Linked DNA regions of Homo sapiens: region 2 is linked to region 1. The links are chromatin loops, found by intact Hi-C in ENCODE. Cell type or tissue: CD14-positive monocyte. All regions are shown on one strand. Links, peaks and the distances in the headings refer to the core of each region. The heading gives the core; the rest is flanking DNA.

Region 1 (2,910 bases), core at 208-2,707:
GTCAGGAGGTCGAGACCAGCCTGGCCAACATGGTGAAACCCCATCTCTACTAAAAATACAAATATTAGCTGGGCATGGTGGCTCACGCCTGTAGTGCCAGCTACTCGGGAGGCTGACACATGAGAATTTCTTGAACCCAGGAGGTGGAGGTTGCACTGACCCGAGATCAGGCCACTGCACTCCAGCCTGGGCAACAGAGTGAGACTTGCTCTCAAAAAAAAACAACATCCAGAGTCTTCCAGGAAATTTACCGTTTCAGTGTGGCATAGTGTAGAGTTTGTTTATTATCTAGAATATGGTTTTTCTTTTTTGTGTTCTTGAACTTGGGCGTTCACTTCGTTTGTTGACCTGGAAGGAGCCATCTCGGCGCCTGCTGTTTGAACCTTGGGTATTTTAATGAAGTGGTTTGATGTCCTGATACCACCAGCCCCTGCTGTTGCTTTTCACGGCCCTGGCTTTTCCAGGAATAATCTCCTTACTGTTTGTCATTCTAATATGTTTCAGCTCCCTTTTTGAAAATAACTTTTTCTGCTCCCCTTCCCTGCCCATTCTTCATGACCCCCAGAGAATGGGCCTGCTGGTCTCTAGCCCCTGTGAATTGGAAGACTCCTGGCGATGATCCTTCTTTTTCTCTCTGTGACTCAGGCGGTTGATGTTGGGTTGACCGTATTTCTTTGCTGGCTGGTAAGCAGGGCCACCTCAGCCCTTGTGAGGGCCATGCCTGACTTTCAATGGCTTCCCTCCAAAGGCTTCTTAGGCCGTTCCTCCCCATCGTTTTTCAGAGGTTTAATCTGTTTGAGTCCAGGATATTGAGTCAGCAGTGGAAAGTTATGAAGATGAGGCCAGCCATCAGAAAAATTGGCTAATATGAAAGATTAATTCCAGGGTGAACAAAGGAGAGGGATGCTGGGGCCGGGCTGCCTCCCCAGGCAAATCACATCACTGTAAAATCCGAGAAACCAGAAGTTGCCTTTGCTACTCACTCAGTGGCTGCTTGCTGTTTCTTGGATTAGATATTGAAAGAATCCCATCTTTATAGTCTACTGTTCATATTTATGGTCTGGAGAAGAAAATGTAATTTTCAGCAAAATTCTATCACGTCTGGTAAATAATTTCAGGATCTTTACCTATGATACCACATTAAAAAAAATTCGTATGGCTTCAGCATTCAGAAATTGTTCTTTTCAAACTCTGGGCCCTCGGGTTATTACAAGATTTAACACCGAGGCAGGAAGCCTGCTCGCCTATCACTGGAGACAGGTAGGTTGCTATGGAGACCAGGTGTGTGTCCCTGCGGTTTCCTGGGTATCCCAGTTGTCCTGGAAAAGAAATCAGCTCACTTTATGTGATATTTCTGCAATAGTGTGTGTGAATTAAGTTTTTCTAAACACAGATCAGATGTTTTTGTTGACTTACAGTGTGATTTCTGACATAATTTTGTCCTCGGTTTTGTTTTGCTTAATTATGAATCCTACATAACCCTACCTTTTCCTATCAGAAGCACTTCCATGCATCAAGACCCCCTATCCAAAACAGCCACAACAACTTCACCAACAAAATCTCTTAAAGCTAGAGATGCCTGCTTTGGTGTGAATGATGATTACCCCTTAAAATAATTCAACAATTTTTTTTTTTTTTTTTTGAGACAGGGTCTCAGTCTGCCTCTCAGGCTGGAGTGCAGTGGCGTGATCTCGGTTCACTGCATCCTGTGCCTCCTGGGTTCGAGCAATTCTCCTGCCTCAACCTCCTGAGTATCTGGGAGTACCGGGATGCACCACCATGCCTGGCTAATTTTTGTATTTTTAGCAGAGACGGGGTTTCACCAGGTTGGCTAGGCTAGTCTCAAACTCCTGACCTCAGGTGATCCACCCACCTTGGCTTCCCAAAGTGCTGGGATTACAGGTGTAAACCACCATGCTCGGCCTCAACAATTATTATATATGGTTTGCCAGATCCTGGCCTGGGCACTGGGGATGCAAGATAGAGCAAGACCATTGGAGGCCCTGCCCTGGCGGAGCTTGTATTAGGGTTGTGATCCTAGACCACATGAAGCCCACAAGGGGGCCCTGGGCTCACCCGTTCCTGGCTCACATTCACTGTCAGCCACAGCTAAACCTCGGGGCCTGGAACCTCTCTTGTTGTCCCCATGGGACGAGTGGGCACATGCCTTGTTGGATGGACAATAACATCATCTGTTTTTGTTTGATGTGTTATTATTCAGAGGCATTTTTCAGAATGGAGAACAGTGCCTTATCAGTCTGCTTCTGATAATTTTATACATGAAAAAAATCCTATTTGTGCATATTCTTGGGTCTCTCCCCATTTCTAAAGGCAGTCAACTTGGTGGTTGGCTGTAAAAAGCTCTTTACACTTCCTAGGACTTGTCAAATATTGACAAGTCTTTCTCCTTTCATCCAGTTCAGCACCAGCATCCTCAAACTCACTGAAACAGAGCATCCCACAGTGGCAGCCACTGTAGGCCCCAGGTGGGTATCCTACTCCTCCACCCCCGCCCCAGACTCCCCCAACCCCAGCTCGCACCTGCAGAAGTTACGTCTTTGCAGTTATTTCAGGAGAAAAAGGCGGCCACTCTTTCTCTCCCTTCTTTGGGTTTGTGTTCAGCAAGGGTCTACTGCAGTCCCGGTGCCGGACAGCCTGTTTTGCCCATGCTTGTTAACTGATGGGGTCCTCAAGTGGCCTTGTGACAGGCCTGATAAGGCCGCACGTGGGTGTGGTTAGAGTTGATGACCGCTCCGGACATTGGCGATGTGAGGAAAGTGACAGACTCCAGCCTCCATGTGCAGCCGGTGATTGGCCGGGTGGGCTCGGTTTTCTAGTGGCAAAGGATGCTGTGATCTGAATAAGAAAACAAACCTCAGGCCCCAAGTGCCACGGGCTTAGAGACTTGAG
Region 2 (2,910 bases), core at 143-2,642, 100 kb after region 1:
ATTCACATTCACAGATACTGGGAGTTAGGACTTCAACATCTTTTAGGCGGGCCATGATTCAACCCATGCATCTGGGCCTAGGAAGTGGAACTGCCCCAGTGAGCGATGCCCTGGGCACTGTGCAGTTCTGGGGGACACAGCCCTGACAGCCGGAGGGGGGCTTTCTGGGCACAGAGCTGTCTGGGATCCGCCAAGGCAACACAGGAAGGAGTCCAGAGCTCACCTGGGTGAGACCCGAGAGCTGTCAGTGACAGCAGAATCCAGAGGGAGCCCACATCTCCAAGCCAGGTCCAGAGCTCTTCCAACAGGATAGCAGTCTTGTCAGGCACTCTGGGAGGCCAAAGTGGGAGGATCACTTTGGGGCCAGGAGTTCGAGCAACCTGGGCAACATAGCAAGATCCCTATCTCTACAAACAAACCAAAAACCTCAGTAGCATCTTTGTTGTTTTTTCTCTTCTGTCAGGTATTTTGGTAGTAGTGATCTTCTGATTTTACATTCCCTTTTTTTTTTTTTCCATGTAGAAATCTCTATGGCCATTTCCTCTTGTGAATTAATTGAGTTTCTAAAGTGAACTAGCTGCATGTTAGAACCAGGACTTTTTTGAGCCCTTTAGAGCATGCTGGCAGGCGTCATCCCCAAGCCCCAGGGTGGGTCATATTTCTGGATGATGGAGGCAGGGGGTGCAGGGGTCCCCTATCTGCACATTGTTCTGAGTCTGATGTGATTCCTCAACTCCTCCATGAAACAGGGGCCATGCTTGTCCTCGTCTGGGGCAAACTGCAGTTGGAGAGGCTGGCCTCCTGTGGCTGCATATCCAGAGCTGGGCTTAACTGGCCAGGAGGAGAGAAGAATCCTCTCTCTTAATAAAAAGTCCCCAGGGGCTGGGCACAGTGGCTCACACCTGTAATCCCAGCACATTGGGAGGCTGAGGCAGGTGGATCACCTGAAGTCAGGAGTTCGAGACCAGGTTGGCCAACATGGTGAAACCCCATCTCTACTAAAAATACAAAAATTAGCTGGGCATGGTGGTGCATACCTGTAATTCCAGCTACTTGGGAGGCTGAGGCACAAGAATCGCTTGAACCCAGGAGGCGGAGGTTGCAGTGAGCTGAGATCGCTCCATTGCACTCCAACCTGGGTGACAAGAGCGAAACTCCCTCTCAAAAAAAAACAAAAAAAAAAGTCCCCAGGGCCCATGTCCACCCAGCCGTCTCTCTCCCTCCCGGCCAATGTTATTCTTTCCTCATAAGCCCTTCCAGAGCACAAACACACAAGCACGTATGTTTGTCTTCTTTTCTCATAAATGGTAACAAGCTCTGCTTGCTGTTGTGCAGCTTCTCTTTTCACATAAAAATACACCTTGAAGATTATTTCTTATGAGTACGTAAGATGGGCACCTGAGTAGTTTGCTGTTACAGACCACGTAGGCAATGGCCACCTGCACAGATTATTTGCACAGGTGGGAGTATCATTAGATGTTTCTGGAAGTGGGATGGCTGGGTCAAGGTGAATGTGTGTTTGGAATTTTGAAAGATAAAGTCATAAAGATAAGTAAAAACACCTGGCATCTTGGCTCACGGCTGTAGTCCCAACACATTGGGAGGTCAAGGTGGGAGGACTGCTTGAAGCTAGGAGCTTGAGACTGGCCTGGGCAAAATAGTGAGGCCCTGTTTCTACAAAAAAAAAAAAAATTAACTGGGTGTGGTGGTGTGTGCCCATAGTCTCAGCTACTCAGGAGACTGAGGTGGGAGGATCACTTGAGCACCGGAGGTCAAGGCTTCAGTGAGTCATGATCACACACTGCAGCCTGGGTGACAGAGTGAGAGCCTGTCTCAAAAAATAAATAAATAAAAAATAGATAGATAGATTGATTGATTGATATAGAGAGGATAAGTAAAAACAAAAACATGTATGTACTATAAAACCTGGGATGGGCTGGGCGTGGTGGCTTATGCCTATACTCCTAACACTTTGAGAGGCCAAGGCAGGCGAATCACTTGAGGTCAGGAGTTTGAGACCAACCTGGCCAACATAGTGTGAAACCCTGTCTCTACTAAAAATACATAAATAAATAAATAAATAAATAGCCAGGTGTGGTGGTGCATGCCTATAATCCTAGCTACTCAGGAGGCTGAGTTGGGAGGATTGCTTGAACCCAGGAGGTGGAGGTTGCAGTGAGCCGAGATCACACCACTGCACACTCCTCATAAGTGCCTGGAAGGGCAACACAGTGAGACTCCATCTCAAAAAAAAAAAAAAAAAAAAAAAAACAACCCTGGGATAGAGGCAGAGAAGAAAGGAAGTGGTGGGCAGTGTGGGTGGTCTGTCTTACCTTTCATAATGGAGAGCTGGTGCCTACTGTTTAGAATTCACAAACACAGAGTTCAAAGTGGTTGCCACTGTGGCTAGGGTAGGAGACATCTTTTTATTTCTCATTCTTCCATGTACTTCAAAAATTATCACGCCCTGTATATCAGTTAACTGTTAATGTAAGAAAATAACATGAGGTGGTGCAGTGGCAGCCGTGTGAATGCCGGTTGATCAGTCTTGCATTCAGGACTTGTGGAGAACCGCCCTGGGGGATGGTTTTGAGCAGAGCAGTTCCTCGTTCCCACAGGTGCCTCATTTTTCCCTGGTTCCATTCAGAACATCATTTACTGCCTAGAGCTAATTCCAGATCCTCCTCCCACCCGGGGCAGTTTATCAAAGGCAAAATAAAGAGGGTGGGCCGGGGACAGTGGCTCACACCTGTAATCCCAGCACCTTGGGAGGCCGAGGCAGGTGGATCACCTGAGGTCTGGAGTTCGAGACCAGCCTGGCCAACATGGTGAAACCCTGTCTCTACTAAAAATACAAAAAATTAGCTGGGCGCGGTGGTGCATGCCTGTAATCCCAGCTACTCAGGAGGC

What was found. Peaks named below come from ENCODE experiments on the same cell type or tissue, not always from the same donor. Only the 100,000 strongest peaks of a DNase experiment are listed, where the experiment ranks them.
Region 2: it touches region 1 in a loop (2.8-fold over the local background); 76 of 110 quality-filtered maps call a loop at or near these places.

Annotation. Positions count from the first base shown.
Region 1 is chr2:10,315,794-10,318,703 of GRCh38, forward strand. The region is part of intron 1 of HPCAL1 (hippocalcin like 1); the gene reads left to right. Among named protein-coding and RNA genes, the nearest start is that of HPCAL1, 14 kb to the left of the region's middle. In CD14-positive monocyte, for the core only: no CTCF peak of the experiment used is centred there; no DNase peak of the experiment used is centred there.
Region 2 is chr2:10,416,201-10,419,110 of GRCh38, forward strand. All of the region lies in intron 2 of HPCAL1 (hippocalcin like 1), which reads left to right. It overlaps LOC124905972 (a long non-coding RNA gene), which reads right to left and starts at 2,265. Exons shown (of 3, transcript XR_007086211.1): 1 at 1-2,265. In CD14-positive monocyte, for the core only: no CTCF peak of the experiment used is centred there; no DNase peak of the experiment used is centred there.